Linked DNA regions of Mus musculus: region 2 is linked to region 1. Evidence: chromatin loops called from intact Hi-C (ENCODE). Cell type or tissue: heart. All regions are shown on one strand.

Region 1 (8,000 bases):
CTGAGTAGCTAACAGGACTGTGTGTGCTCTAGGTTTGAATAAAGAGTTTAGAAAAAAACCAAAACCCTCAGGGTCCTGTGCAATGCACACTGGCAATTGTTCCCTTTTGTTACATTCCAAACACATCTGCACCTTCCCCTGGGCTCTAGGGTTGTAACATCCTTGCAGAGGCTATGGCTCACGACCTATCGTCACCTTCCAGATCAGCCTGGAAAGCAAGAAAAATATGATGTGAGAGGTTTTCCTCCCTCTAAGCCAGCCTTAAGGAATGAACCATTTTCAGAGGAAAAGCAGGATTGTTGAAGGGCCAATACACAGTGGGTTCATTTTAACCCTATGTGATGCAATAGTTAATTATGTATATATGATTTCTGCTTAAGAAAAGGCTGAGGGGAATTGGGAGTTGGCTGGCAAGCTTGTGTGAAGCAAAACAATGAGATACAGTTCTTTGGGGGCGAAAAGAAATCTAAAGAAAGAGAGAGGAAGAAAGGAAGAAAGAAAAGAAGGAAGAGAAAGAAGGAAGGAAAGAAAGGGAGAGAGAGAGGAGGGAGGGAGAGAGGGAGGGAGGGAGGGAGGAAGGAAGGAAGGAAGGAAGGAAGGAAGGAAGGAAGGAAGGAAGGAAGGAAGGGCGAGCCCTAGGTTTGGAAAGGACAATTTAAAAAGTGAAGGTGTGTAGTGTCCTGCCAAAAATAAAGAATCTTTCCATAAACTATAATCCTCGTAATGTGTTATGACTTACTCTGTGGTTGACAATGACTGGCACAGGGTGTGAAACAACAGTGCCCAGTTCATCTGCCGTCCCCCTATGTGTACGAGAAACTAGCTTCTTTTGATCCTGTTGATTAGTTTCCTGCAAAAGACCATCTATGGTAGGGCTGAGAGTACACAAGACTATTGCCCAATTTCTTTTCTTTTTTTCTTTCTCCCAGTGCCATCGCTTCTGTCAGGGAAGGCTGGCAGCCTTCCCTAGGTAAGATCAAGTGGTCCCAGTCAAGCACAAATAATGCCTGCAGGGCTGCTTGTTCATGGTGCACTCTAGAGGAAGGATGGGGAAGGAAGACACCATTGACAAGCAAAAGCGTGCAGAAGTACAGACGGCCCCACCAAGCTCCATTTGTTCAGTGGCAAATACACAGACTGGATTCATTCAGTGTCATCAAGATCAAGGGTCCAAGTCACAGTGTAGCACATCTGCCTCCCAAGGAGCTCCCTGGAAATGTTTCAAAGGGATTGGCTGCCACAGAGAGAAGACTAAGAATGAGAGGGCTGCCTGAGCCTCCCTCCGGCTGCTCTCCTCCGTGCTTCTAATGCTTCTAAGCCTTGAGAAGCCATTGGGAACCTGGGTGGTTGGCTTGAGTCTGAGAAGGTCCAAGTGTCCTCTGTCAGCCCGTGTGCATCCTTAGCAGTCTCAGAAACATCCCGGGCAGAATTTTGTTTCATGGCTATCATGCATACTTTTCCACAGATTGATTTCGGGATGGGATTATAATTTCTGCATTAGCTTTTCTTAAATATCACGTGGATAATGAACCAATTTGTTCGAATGGCAAATAACTCCTACTTATGTTAATAGAATTCAGCTGATCCCTAGTAAGGCAGTATCTATCACACCTGCCAAGGTCTCTCAATCGCTCATCCTGAAGGCCACAGACCTAGGGACTGGCCTGGACCATAAGTACATTGCATGTTCTACTTCTCGTTTTAAGCAAAAAATAATAATGAAAACAGTTTATTTCATGTCCAGGTAAAGAGGCATACATAGGCCACATTGTGTATGGCAGGTTTTCTCTATGAATATTTAATCACCGGTCTGCCTTAGTTCCTATTTTTGGATGACCACTTACCAGCACTTTTCCTAGCCCCTGATGTGTGAAATCCAAAACCCCTTTGTTGGAACTGTGGCTAAACACTCCTCTTACCCTTCATAAATGTGCATAGACATGCGAGTGCATGTGAAAGTCTAACTTACTGTACAGCCATCAAAGGTCTGGCCCGACCACTACAGGTTCTGTAGGTGTCTCGGGTGTATGGAGAGAAGCCTTTGAAAGAGTAACTGAGATCTTCCCAGCAGCCATGGAGGTGAATTGAGCCATCTCTCCACTAGTGATTGACAGGGAGGGGGAGGGGAATCAAGGAGTGTCAGCAGCACTTGGAGAACCAGGTTAGCTGAGATGTAGGCAGGATGAAGAAAGCGGGTGGGAGGTGTCAGAGAGGACTGGGGGGGCTCTGCCTTCCTGGCCGTTTGGCTTTTAAAGGCAGTGCTAGACCAGTGGGTCTTAACCTGTGGGTTGTAACCCCTTTGGGGGTCTCATATCAGATCTCCTGCATATCTGATATTTATGATTTGTAACAATAGCAACATTACAGGGATAAGCAATGAAATAATGTTATTAGCCATCTCCCTCCACATTTCTTTTCTCCTTCCTCCACTCCTGTCTCTCCTCTCCCTCCTTCCTTATTGCCATGGTTTTTGCTCGGAGGCTGCCTGTCCCTCAGAGGACTAGTGAGTGGAAGTCACTTGGAGGTCAGTTAGGGGAACAGGGCCCTGAGGACCCAGCCAGACGGTGAGCTTTAGAGAGCAGACAGATGGCCAGGGTGAGTGTTGGGGGGAAGGGTGTCAGTGAGTGTTGGCCCTGCCTGAACCCTCATCAAAAGGTTAGCTAAGCAGGGGGCTATACTCCCTCCAGCACTAGAGAGGCATCTCAGCCCCTCACTCTGGTGGGCTCTAAAGTTCTGTGAGATGCTGGGATCCTAGCTGCATGCTATAGTTCATACCTTTAGCACTGGTTTCCTCCCGTCTTTTCATGTTGCCCTCCTCCTTAGCAGTGCTTGCTCTGAGCTTGGGTGAGACCTTCCCCAAGGGCTCCAGGCATTCTGGTCTCCATTGCTCAGCTTGTAGTGCCAGCTTCAGCAAAGCTACTTAAAGGCAAGCCCAGCATGAACTCCAGAGCTCTGCTTCTGGGTCCTTGGCTCTCAGCTGCTCCTCAGTATGGCCTTCCTTCCCTTTCCAAATTAATGCTTTTTTGGCTGCCAATGGTGCTTTTGTAAGAAACAGCCCCAGATTCATTAATCCAAGCCAAGCCGCAGTGAAGCTCATCTGTCAACGGTGTTCTCTCTGTTTCTCTGCCGGAAATTTGAAATCCTATTGGATCTAGGATGTGGATTTTCCTGGCTCTAGACACACTTTTGGAGTCTAGAATTTACACGATGAGGATTTTTTTTAACTACCTCTTTTTATTTCGTTTATTTATTTTTATGTATTTTTATGGTTTGCCTCTAAGTCCTGCTGACACATGTGTTACCTGTGGGGACCAGAAGAGGGCATCAGAACCCTTGAGACTGGAGTTGCAGACAATTGTGTCTGCCACGTGGATGCAGACAATTGAACCCGGGTCCTGTGGAAAAGCAGCCAGTCTTCTTGGCTGCTAAGCATCTCTCCAGCCCCGTGATGAGGACTTTTAACCTAGATGACCTTTAGAGTGCCCAAAGGGACAAGGAACACTAAAAGACCCCTTCTTTCCCTGTCAGCTCCACATCCTGCCCACCCTTTTGGGAGAGAGGAGGTGTCACCATGGGGGATTGTGCAGTTCCAAGTTAAGACCCTGTGGTTGATGCTGAGCTACAGAAGCCCGGGCGCCACTAATGGGCGTGGCCTTTTCCTACGCACCCACCTCTCCAGCAGAGGATGTTTGCAGCACCTGGGCCCTGAGCATTCTGTTAAATCTCAGATCTAGGTTAAAAACTCAAAAGAGTTTGGATCAAAGGCTCCATTTGACCACTGTTGCTCTGCTCAGTGAGTTTCTCCTCCATTGAAGCAACCCTCACAAGGGCAGGACATTCTGCAAACGACTCTGCCTCGTATCTCTAGTAACCGGAACAGAAAGGACCATGGAAGGTACTCGATGAGTATTTGTGATGGAAAGGCAAGCCCAACAGCTCCAAGTCTTGCTCTGCCACCACAGTAAGAGGCAGAAGGGCGAAGTCTGTCTGGGTTGTTCATCTATCCACTGGTTACTACAGTGACCACTTCTTCCGGCCCTACTTCCAGATCATTTCTCCCTTCTTAACACCCTTTCTTTCCATTCTTTCATGTCTTTAACTCTCCTACTAATAACACAAACGACCCCATTCCCCCCCCCCCCCCCCCCCCGCTTGCCTCTGGTGAGAAAAGAGAAACCCTCCGAAAGTGTGACTCAGAGAAATGAACTGAAATGTCATCCAAGGCCACTGGGAATTCCTCAGCCATGTGTCAGGGACCCTGTGCTGAGAGCCTGGGCCTCAGTCAAGACAGAAGGTTTCAAAACCCAACACCCTGAGACCTCTCTCCACCTTCTCCTCCCGGCCCCGCCCACATTTTTCCTGCTTGGTGGTTTCTGTGCTTGGCCAACTTGAGTGAAGGTTCCGCTTCCTTTCCATCAGTGTGCGATGGACTCCAACAGCCCTGCAGGCCACGCCCCACTGCTGCAGCTCCCACTCCAGCAGCTGTAGCTGCCACTGCTCATAGAGGATGGGGAGACAGGAGCCAAAGCCGGGTTTCACCATGGGCTCCTAGCCAAGGTGCCTCAGATTTTCCGCCGCACCTGGAAACAGGACCCGAAAAGCACAGGTTAGAGAGGAGACACGGCTGCTCGGCTGCTCGGTTCAATAGCCTCATTCATGAAATTAAACCAAAACAAACCCTGTAGCGTTTAGAACACTCTGTTTAGTTTGTTCTTTCTCTTCTCCTCGGATATTTGTAGAACAGGTCCCAGGGCATGAATGTGGAAAGAAATGAGGAAGAACTAGGAAAAAGAGGGAGGGAGAGTGGAAGGGATGGAAGGAGACCTCGGGCTCAGCCAAGCACAAAGACACCCATGGAAGAGAATTAATCCCGCCCTCCTCTCAAATGTGACAGGCAACGACAGGTTGAGAAATTGCTACCCCAGGTCATGGGAAGGTCATTGACGAGTTTTTCAGGTTTCCAGTAAGTAGGAAAATGACCGGGGCAGCTAAACTTCCCGCAACCCTGACTGAGAGAAGCTAACCTGGTACTGATGGGCCCTCAACAGATCCCAGGGGAGTGGATGAAAGACTTAGGCAGGGATTCTCTGCAGCTGGGACGCTCGCTGAATAGAGATGCCACTGAAACACAATTGGAGCATGGTTAGGGACATCCCTGTTGTCAGCTGGAGTTCTGAAACAAAGTGTAGGACCAGAGAAAGGACTCACTTCTACCCAGGGAGTCTGCAATCCGGATGGTAACAGCCATTATCATGAAGGCTGTCACAATGGCAGTGCAGGAGGCTGTCTTTAGAACACACAGAACCAGCCCGGGTGGTGGCGCATGCCTTTAATCCCAGCACTTAGGAGGCAGAGGCAGGTGGATTTCTGAGTTCGAGGCCAGCCTGGTCTACAAAGTGAGTTCCAGGACAGCCAGGGCTACAGAGAAACCCTGTCTCGAAAAACAAAACAAACAAAAAAGCACACAGAATCTAAATGGGAACAAACGGAGTCAACCCCCCCCCCCCTTTATAAAGATTCCTCCTGCCTGGACTGAGACCTTCCCATCCAACACTAGGGGGACAGGGATGAAGAAACATCTCCCTTTATCTTGTCCTGCCTGCCTGAAAGTGTTTAATTTGTAATCAAAACATATGCATTGAAACCTTACATGGTATCCATTACGGTATGGGTGTGTGTTCCCACTGTTGATGGCTTGGGGGGCAAGAGTTGAGACAGTAAACACTCTGCATTCCAGGCTGGCCTGGAAGGTGCAGTTTTCTTGCTTCAACCTCCCAAGAGGTAGGGGTAGGTGGACATGTGCACCCAGCCCAGCTAGGTTTTTTTTTTTTTTTTAATATTTTAAGTATCAATAAAAAGATAAATATTAAAAAAAATAGCCCAGACACTGTGGACTCCTTTAATCTGAGCACTCATGAGGCACAGGTAAGCAGATCTCTGTGAGTTCCAAGCTGGTCTGGTCTACACTGGGAGTTTCAAGCTAGCTTCAAAATAAATAAATAAATAAATAAATATTAAAAATGACAAAACTTAAACTCTGCTCAGTCAGCCCTGCATTTCCTGAAATCTTATATTACGCAAATCCCTTATGGAGAAGGAAGAAATCTTTCTGGCTCACCGATTTCCAAAGGTGGTAGAACTAGTTTCAGCAACTAGGATATGGAGGAACCTGAAGCTGCTCTCTGGTCGGTCCAGGCTTCCAACAGGTTGACCGTGCTACACCCTTCGGCTTTCCCCTCTGTATCTCAGGGTTGTTAGTTCTCCCAGACCCAACCTGGGATTAGCCTGAACAAAGAGCTGAAGATGAGCGAGGGTGCTGTATACATCAGCTGTCACACTTGTTAGAAGATTTAAGGGCTGGCGGGTGGTGGTGCACACCCTTGATTCCAGCACTTGGGAGGCAGAGGCAGGCAAATCTACAAGTTTAAGGCCAGTCTGGCCTACAGACTGAATTTCAGGACAGCCAGGACTATACAGAGAAACTCTGTCTCAAACAACAACAACAACAACAACAACAACAACAAAACCCAACTAAAACAAGATAAACAGAAAGAAAGAAAATGAGAGTTCATTCCAGTTAGATTATAATATAAGGGGAAATTTCAGCATAATATACGTTTCAGCATAATATACTTTATCTATGGGGGGAAAGTTAATACAGAAAATCTCAAAAGGTTTTTAAAAAAAAAAAAACTTGTCAGAATTCACAAAATGTACATATCTCCCCGTGGCTTTGAGGGTACATTATCCTAATTTTCATAATTAGCCTAACCAAGTGTGCTATCCTACAGGGTTAGGTTTCGCTAGCCTTTCACTTTTATGAACACACACACACACACACACACATGTTTTTATGAAGGTAGAGATCTTATAGCCTAAACAGTCCCCATTAGATCCAAAGTTCCATCATCACTACCCTCCAATAACATGAATTTAGGAGAGCACATCCCAACAATGGCATCATGTATATATGTAGATATATGTAGATATGTAGATATGTAGATATATAGATATATAGATATAATATTATATGTTAAGTATAATGTGTGTGTGTGTGTGTGTGTGTGTGTGTGTGTGTGTGTGTGTAATAACTCCAAGTGCTAGCAAATCAGTAAGAATAGTCCTAAGTAGAAGTGTAGACCCTTCGGGTAGCACACACGAGTAATCCCAGCCCTCAGGAGAATGCAGTAGGAGATATGTTGAGTTTGAGGCTAGTCTGTACCACACTATATCATAGTGAGATCTTGTCTCAAAAGGAAGAAACAGAGGGATAGAATGAACATGGATGAGGCTGAAAACCGCACAGTGGAAACAGGAAGGCCGCTCTCTCACAGAGATAAAGCGCTTTCTGTTTACAGTCGTAGATGTTGCCAAATTCTGCAGACCTAGCAACTTTGGTATGAGTGGCTGGTTTGGTAGTCTCAAACATCACGTCATTTTCCAGTGGCTTTAGCTGTTGGATGGAGCTCTGGGAGTAAATCAGAAAGGCATTAAACAACTTTCAAGCAGGGATACAAACAAAAGTTAGCTAAAGACCACGTTTTCAAATTTGGTGAAGAGGGTACCCATGGCAAATGTATGTATCAAAAAGCCTGTATCAAGGATGGAGAAAAAAGCTGAAAATGTTGAAGCCTTCCTCCCCACTTCAACTCCACTCATACTCTGCCACCCTGTGGGTATCCACTTCATACATAAGTTCTAGGTCTTTGTTCACAATAAAATGCCGCGTTTATTGTAGCATTTATATATTCTAAATGATTTAACATGTTCAGCCCTGTACTAGCCCTTTTACTAGATTCCTGTTTTTGTTTTCATTTCACTGACAAAGTCCCCTGGTACTGCACCCATGGCCCATTTCTCTGTAAGCCCTGTGGTTTTATTGTGCAATTTTGCATAGCCCGGTGAGTCTTAGGAATGCGTATATTGTACGACAGCGGAACAGAACCGGCGTGCTGTAATGTAATATGTAAACTACCACACTATTTGAAAGTACCTGGCTC
Region 2 (8,000 bases), 340 kb after region 1:
CTTAATTTTAAAGAAATCTAAAGCCAGGCAGTGGTGCCATACCTTTAGTTCCAGCACTCAGGAAAAAGTGAAAGGCAGATTTGTATGAGTTCAGGGACAGCCTGGTCTACAGAGTTTGTTCCAGAACAAGGATAAACACTGTCTCAAAAATCAAAAAAAAAAAAAAGGAAAGAGAAAAGAAAAGGAAAAGAAAGGAAAGAGAAAGGAAAGAAGGGAGGGAGGAAGGAAGGAAGGAAGGAAGGAAGGAAGGAAGGAAGGAAGGAAGGAAAAGAAATCTGTCTTCTTGGTTAAAAAAAGAAAAGAAAAAAAAATCACATGAACTCCAACATAACATGTTGTACTGAACCCAATTTTCTTCCAGGCACTAAGATGGCAAGAGCACCTGCTTGCTTTCTGAAACAAGAATTTGGTTTTCCTCTTGCTCTTCCCACCACACCCTCTCAGCCTCCACTCTTCCACTCTTCAAGATCACAACACAGCATGACACTGCATGCCAGCGCAGCAGAGTCAAAACTCCCAACATGGCGGAGGAATGAAACAGAAGCAATTTCAAACACCACTGGGTGTAACCCATGCTCCAAGATAAACTCCACACAAAATACAGTTCCATTCCAATGTCACTGACCATGTTTGAATCTACTAGGAACTGTGCCAGGGCATACTCTGAATTCACCCTGCCCAAGCACTGGGAGACTAAGATTTCTGACTCTAGGAACACCTTCTGCAACTGGTGTATCAATTCACAAAATTCAAATCTGTAGCAGGACTTTGTAAACCTCCTAGGAATTGAATCCTCCAGCCTCCAAGATCCATTGTTTCCACAGACGCACTATTACAGATCTGACAGAGTCACCAGTGCTTACATAGAACCTGGTAGACTTAGTGCACTAGAGACAATATAGAAAGCCAATGATCAAAAGTTCAAAAATTATGTTCTTTTCTAAGCCATGCACTATACTTGATTGATAATCATTTTAAAGCTAACTCCTATGACCTCATAACCTGGCCAAAGAAATTTTAAATTAGGTATATAAAACTGAAAAGTCTCCTTCCGTGTATTATCAATAGGAAGATAACAATTTTTTACATTAGATTAATTATGCATCAAGTTCTTTTTGGAAAGACTTATTTGATCTTTACAGGAATCTTTTCTACTTTTTATACTGTAAGTGTATAATGGCAGAGCTAGGACTGAACCCAAGCCTTGATAGCTGACCCTTAAATATGTATCTTTTCCATGAAACCATGCGACTTCTTATCTACTTTGCTCTGATAAATAAAATTCAAAGAACCAAAAGCCGAATGCCCACCCAGATTGGACTGAAAAGCAGAAAGTAGTAAAAAAAAAAAAAAAAAAAGAATGAACGTCAAATAATGAAGTCTATAATGAATTAATTATGGTGCATAATATGCCAATGTGGTCAACTCACACAAATGTACTGCTATAAGGTGTAAGGATTAGGGACAAGTATGTGAAGGGTAAGTAGAAACTCTCTTTACTATTTTTATGATTTATCAGTAAATCAAAATTATCCTAAAATAAAAAAATGTTTTTAAGTGCAAGAAAAAATTTAAAAAGCAAGGAAGTTTTAAACTCAAATATTATCCTGAACTTGATAGCTATCCGGACGTTTTCAAAGGAGGAGAGATATAAAGTGTTGCCTATGGTTATCAATTTTAAATCTGCCGAAGATGTCACTTACAATTTCACCACACTAGGATACTGTTTTTGAAGCAAAAAAGAAGGAGAGAAGTGGGGGCTACTGAGATAGCTGACCGTGCAAAGGTGCTTGCCATTAAGCCTCACAGTTCACCTGAGTTCAATCCCCAGCACCAATACAGTGGAAGAAGAGAATCAAAATCAGACAACCAACTCTCGAGTTGTCCTCTGACCTTCACACATGTGTCATGGCTGGCATGTGTGTTCTTGCATGTGCTCGCGCATGCACACACACACACAAATAAACATTTTAATGGAGAGCAGTTAGGTTATGTATCAAATATCTCAGCTAACCAAGAATAAAGTGGTAGAAAGAAAGAAAAAAGAAAAAAAGAGCCGGCGGTGGTGGCGCATGCCTTTAATCCCAGCACTTGGGAGGCAGAGGCAGGTGGATTTCTGAGTTTGAGGCCAGCCTGGTCTACAAAGTGAGTTCCAGGTCAGCTAGAGCTACACAGAGAAACCCTGTCTCGAAAAAACAAAAACACAAGAAAGAAAGAAAGAAAGAAAGAAAGAAAGAAAGAAAGAGAGAGAGAGAGAGAGAGAGAGAGAGAGAGAGAGAGAGAGGGAGAGAGAGGAAGGAAGGAAGGAAGGAAGGAAGGAAGGAAGGAAGGAAGGAAGGAAGGAAGGAAGAGAGAGAGAGAAAGGGAAAAGGAAAGGGAACAGGAAAAGGGAAGGGAAAAGGGAAGGGAAAAGGGAAGGGAAGGGAAGGGAAGGGAAGGGAAGGGAAGGGAAGGGAAGGGAAGGGAAGGGAAGGGAAGGGAAGGGAAGGGAAGGGAAGGGAAGGGAAGAAATGGGAAGAAAGCAAACCTCACCAAATTGAAGTGACAGCAGGTGACCTGAACAGCTGCCTGACAACATGCTGAAATAGGCAGTTATGAGTGACTGGGAAGCAGAAACACTACAAGGCCACCCTGAAGTAAAGGTTAGGGGGAGGACATTTAGCTGTTAAGAGTTTGAGAAGAAGCATATGCAAACAAATTCAACTGGCCCACAGTAGCCAGAGACAGGCTCACCATCCCTCTCTGAGCTAAGACCTCATGCAAACCATGAAGGACAGAATCCCAACTGAAGATAGCCACATTGCACCTCCTCCCTTCAGCCTCAACCCTGGCGGAGCAATCCTAGCAAGGGTTGCTGATTCTGTCCGGATCTCTTCCAATAGACCCGCATATAGAGATGGTGTTCTTCCCAGACCTATCTATCACCTTCAAAGAGAAACTATTTATCCATTCCAGCACCACATCGTGTGTGTGTGTGTGTGTGTGTGTGTGTGTATGTGTGTGTGTGTGTGTGTGTGTGTGTGTGTGTGTAGGGGGGTGCTGATGGTATCCACATTTTGAATGTTTCTACTATGGTAAATAGATTTATGCCCTAGTCCATTATAATTTAGCTCTCTTCTATACTACTTACCCAGTATAAACATCCAGGTTTATTTTCTATATGCTTATTTGTATTAGGTCCATCTCAGGGTTTCTGCCTTTTTTTTTTTTTAATGCTTCTTGCCTTTGTCATCTCGGTGGGCTACACACACTGCTCATTTCAAGGTTTTTCAAGATCTCCCCCTCCGGAATTTTCATTACTACCAATGCTTCTCTATCAGAGCATTCCTTAGTGCTGTTCTTGACTCTTGAATACACATCCTTAATAAAGACATCCCTTAGTTTGGGGGGTGGGGGGAGGAGGTGCTGGGGAGCTTCGGAATTAGTCTCTGAAGTTTTGTTATCTACATACTGAGGGTGGTCTCTTTGTTAAAATTTTAGCTGTCCAGACTTTAAGGTCACGCGATTAGTATTCCCTTGGGAATCACTGGGCCTTTCTTTGAAAGAGCTGTCCAATTTTCAGGCCACACTAAATAACTGCCCATTCAGAAGCTTGGCCAGAAAAGAATGTCGGTGTTTTCCGGCAGGTAAAGGTGCCTGGGGGTCAGGGAGAGAGGGAAAGGCAAGGGGTGGAGTGGGAGGCGGGTGATCGACAGGGATAGAAACGGTGTCTCCTCCTCCCACTGAATGCGAAATAGCCAATGGGGTGGCTCGGCCGGGCCGGCCGGGCGGCCAGTGCCATATAGTATGCAGCAACCGGAGGAGTCACGTTGGGGGAACGGCAGAAAGCAGCTATCCGTTTACACTACTTTGCTCTAGCAGCTATCTTAATGGTGACTGCGTGGCCTGGGGGAAACCTGATCGGCCAGATCCAGCCGAAACCGGGAGGGAGGGAGTGGGCTTTCCGGAGGGGGGAGGGGGAGGGAGGCGAAGAAGGAGGAGTAAGAGAGGGGGAAAGAAAGAGGAAAAGAGTGCGAGGGAGTGAGGGAGGGAGGAAAATAAACAACAAAAAATGTCCTCTTCCTCCCCCACCGGGCAGATTGCAAGTGCGGCGGACATCAAGCAGGAGAATGGGATGGAAAGCGCCTCGGAAGGACAGGAGGCGCACCGAGAAGTGGCGGGGGGCGCGGCGGCTGGGCTGAGCCCCCCGGCTCCAGCTCCTTTCCCCCTGGAGCCGGGGGACGCCGCGGCTGCCTCCAGGGTAAGCCGGGAGGAAGGGGCAGCGGCGGCGGGAGCGGCAGATCAGGTACAACTCCACTCGGAACTTCTGGGCAGGCACCAGCACGCAGCCGCCGCGCAGCCCCCACTGGCCTTCTCGCCGGACCATGTCGCCTGCGTGTGCGAGGCGTTGCAGCAGGGGGGCAACCTGGACCGCCTGGCCCGGTTTCTTTGGTCCCTGCCCCAGAGCGATCTGCTACGTGGCAACGAGAGCCTTCTGAAGGCGCGAGCGCTCGTGGCCTTCCACCAGGGCATCTACCCTGAGTTGTACAGCATCCTCGAGAGCCACAGCTTCGAGTCGGCCAACCATCCGCTGCTGCAGCAGCTCTGGTACAAGGCGCGCTACACCGAGGCCGAGCGAGCGCGCGGCCGGCCGCTGGGCGCCGTGGACAAGTACCGGCTGCGCAGGAAATTCCCCTTGCCCCGCACCATCTGGGACGGCGAGGAGACGGTGTATTGTTTCAAGGAGAAGTCGCGCAACGCGCTCAAGGAGCTCTACAAGCAGAATCGCTACCCCTCGCCGGCTGAGAAGCGGCACCTGGCCAAGATCACCGGCCTCTCCCTCACCCAGGTCAGCAACTGGTTCAAGAACCGGCGGCAGCGTGACCGAAACCCCTCCGAGACCCAGTCCAAAAGGTGAGCGCCAACTTTCCTCCTCCCCCTTCCTCCCCCCACCCTTTCCCAGCTTTCTTTTCCTCCTAGCGCTCGAAAACATGGCGCTTACCTTCCCCACCAGCCTGGTCCGGCTGCCCACCTCTCCCCGCCCCCCACCTCGCTTCCCTACCGGGGTGGTAGGGGGGACGACGGTGGCAACGAGCGGGCGGGGGATCCTCCCTCCTAACCCTCCCCCTCCTGCCCCCAGAAGTTTCTGGTCGCCCTCTTAGGTCCAGTCCCCGCCCCCACCTCGGCTGGTCACTGCTGCCCGGCTTCCCACCCCCATCCTGCTGCCTTTGAAGTTGCCACTCTCGCCTTGGTTCTTTTAGGGAATGTGTGCGCACGCTGCCGGCAAGGCTGCTCTCACGGCAGCTCTGGGCCCGCAGGGGCTGCCGGCGCCGGCCGGGGTCCCTGCCTCCGCGGGGTTACCCGGAGCCTGGAGTGCGCACACGCTCCAGGGTACCCAGGGTTCGACTGAAGCCCGGGCTTGCCCTGGAGGTCACCAGGGGCTCTCTGGAAGGAAAAGGAGAGTTAATGGAGACTAGTGGCTCAGATGGGGTCTGGGGACGTCGAGGCTTTAATATGACAGAGTTAATCATTTACCCTGCCCGCCGCGGTTCCCATCGCTGCTAGGGCAGCGTGGGGTGTGGGTGCTGCTCGTCTCTGCGGTGTTTTGAAACCTGATTCTGAACAACTTCGGATCGGGTTACAGTGCCTCAGAGGTGGCAGGACTGAAGGACAGTTTCTTGGACCCCCTAACACAGCATGATCCCCTACTGACTTTGGGAATAGGAGACAAGCCGGCTGGCATAAGGTGGGCAGCAGGAAAGAAGTAGGGGAGCTATCCACTCAGTCCTCCTTCAGCCATCCTACACACACACAGACCCACACACACTCTCTCTCTCTCTCTCTCTCTTTCGTATAAAATGCAGGGTTTTTGTTTTGTTTTGTTTTGTTCTTCTCTTTTGTGTCTGCTAGAGTCAGACCCTTGGCTGTGTGTGGGTGTTTGTGTGTGTGGGTGTGTTGTTGTTTAGGTGTGTAGTGGTTGTTGTTGCTGCTGCTGCTGCTGCTGCTGCTGCTGTTGTTGTTGTTGTTGTTGTTGTTGTAAGGGTAAAGTAAGCAGAAGGTTGATGGCCCCCTCCCCGCGGGGATTGGGGAGAAGAGAATCAAAATGCAGTTCAAATGTTTTGCTCTGGGAAGGAACCCGGGAGCCATGGAAGCAGCCAGCCTGGGCCAGGTGAAGGTGATCACCCTGCGCATTCCAGAGCCCTCCCTCGCTACTATGCCCTGCGCCCGGGTGGAGCTGGAGGCCCACAGCTCACCCCAGGCAGGGAGAGAGGCGCACTGTGCAGCCCTGACCCTTGTTGCGGGTAACCATAAACAAAACATGCCGGGCGACCTGCGAGCACCCTCTCCGTCTTGAGAGAGGGGGCGACCCGAAGAAAGAGCACTGGTTAGGAGACCCCACCTACCCCGGAGTGCTCTGCAGATGGACTGAAGGAATCTCCTAGGCACTGGGTAGGAAGCCGGTGGCACATGCTGACCAGCTGTCCTGTAACCTTTGCTATGGAACCGGCCCAGTTCCCAGGATCTAATCTACACACACACACACACACACACACACACACACACACATATCCTGAGCCATGCTCTGCTGACTTCATCCTCCTCCCCATTAACTCCACACCCTCAACCCCCAGCCCAGTTGCCTGGTATAGGCCCCTCTCCGGATCTACCTCCCACCCGCACCCCTGGTGAGTCACCCTCACCAATGGCGACGGCTGCTCTGCTTCAGCTCATAAATCAAAGCGCTTTCTGCGCTCCTGGCCCCAAAGCCCAAAGCCTGGGTAATCCCCTCCCCTCGGCTTGAAAGGAAACCGACCACATTGGGATGTTGGATCCTCAGCTGGACCAAGTCTCACCAGGCTTCCAAACTGCTTCTGTCCTGCCCCGCCCAGATTCAAACCAAAGAGGAAAACTGCCACCATTCCTCCCTGACCCGAACTTGGTATTTCCCTTATGTCCAGGATCCTGGAATAGGAGGACTGAAGACTCAGGGCAGGAGTCTGATAGTGACAAGGCCACTGAGTGATGCTCACCTTTTCCCTCCCACCTCACCAGAGCACTGGATGGTGTGTGTTAAATAAGCCCTTATGGCTTCCTTTGGATTCAAAGGCAACTGTGCATATGGAGAGTTGCGAGTGTCTTTCCTACAAGGGCAAAGCACTTTATTGAGTGAGAGTTGTCTCTCTGGTGGAATAGAGATTTGGGAACAGTTGAGAAAATGGCCTCTGGTTACCTAACTGGCAAATACAACTGAACACCTCACCCCTCCTGCTCCTTTGGCGATTCCATCTACCTTAAAAATAACATGAATCTGAACTGGCTCTCCTAAACAGCAAGACGACCCATTAACATTTCATGAATCGCTTCTATGGCAGAGGTAGCAGTCCTTTTAACAGTTGGAGTAGCCTAGGAATGCTCTAGGAATGAAAACACAGTATTAAAGTGCTTTCAGTTGAATTTTACATTGTCCATCCTTCTGGTCTTTCTCTGATTTTATTTTATTTTTTGTTTGTTTGGTTGGGTTTTTTTTTTGTTTTTGTTTTGTTTTGTTTTGTTTTCCGAGACAGGGTTGTCTCTGTATAGCCCTGGCTGTCCTGGAACTCACTCTGTAGACCAGGCTGGCCTCGAACTCAGAAATCCGCCTGCCTCTGCCTCCCGAGTGCTGGGATTAAAGGCATGCGCCACCACACCCAGCTATAAGTTTATTTTTTTAAGGGGTCCAAATGCATCATCTCATTCCCTGGCTGGGCAGAATTGGCTTAAAACCTCATAGTTTCAACAGGGCCAGCAGATAATTCTATTGTGCTTTGCTTAAATGTTGCCGTTAATGAGTTTGAAGGATGTTTTACAAACTATGTCGATTGTCAATCCCTTGACCTTCACAAATGTCTTCTCCTCCCCCTGAACAGCGAATCGGATGGCAACCCCAGTACCGAGGATGAATCCAGCAAGGGACATGAGGATTTGTCTCCTCATCCACTTTCAGGCGCATCTGATGGCGTCACCAACCTCAGCCTCTCTAG

The links. Hi-C counts contacts between places; a loop is a spot of excess contacts. Peaks named below come from ENCODE experiments on the same cell type or tissue, not always from the same donor. Only the 100,000 strongest peaks of a DNase experiment are listed, where the experiment ranks them.
Region 2: a loop joins it to region 1, with 2.1 times the contacts of the local background. A loop is called at or near these places in 2 of 42 quality-filtered maps.

Annotation. Positions count from the first base shown.
Region 1 is chr12:73,445,672-73,453,671 of GRCm38, reverse strand. It overlaps Gm33929 (a long non-coding RNA gene), which reads right to left. Exons shown (of 3, transcript XR_001780532.2): 2 at 5,025-5,121; 3 at 4,325-4,580. It overlaps Gm34080 (a long non-coding RNA gene), which reads right to left and starts at 3,095. Exons shown (of 4, transcript XR_381684.3): 1 at 2,776-3,095. In heart, a CTCF peak has its summit at 3,313 (motif pointing right); DNase peaks (open chromatin) are centred at 2,881 and 4,391; H3K27ac peaks cover 945 bases.
Region 2 is chr12:73,109,236-73,117,235 of GRCm38, reverse strand. Six4 (sine oculis-related homeobox 4) reads left to right here and starts at 3,991. Exons shown (of 3, transcript NM_011382.3): 1 at 3,991-4,893; 2 at 7,887-8,000. The coding sequence starts at 4,052. It also overlaps a transcript of Mnat1 not described here. In heart, no CTCF peak of the experiment used is centred here; DNase peaks (open chromatin) are centred at 3,755 and 4,785; H3K4me3 peaks cover 3,677 bases; H3K27ac peaks cover 3,089 bases.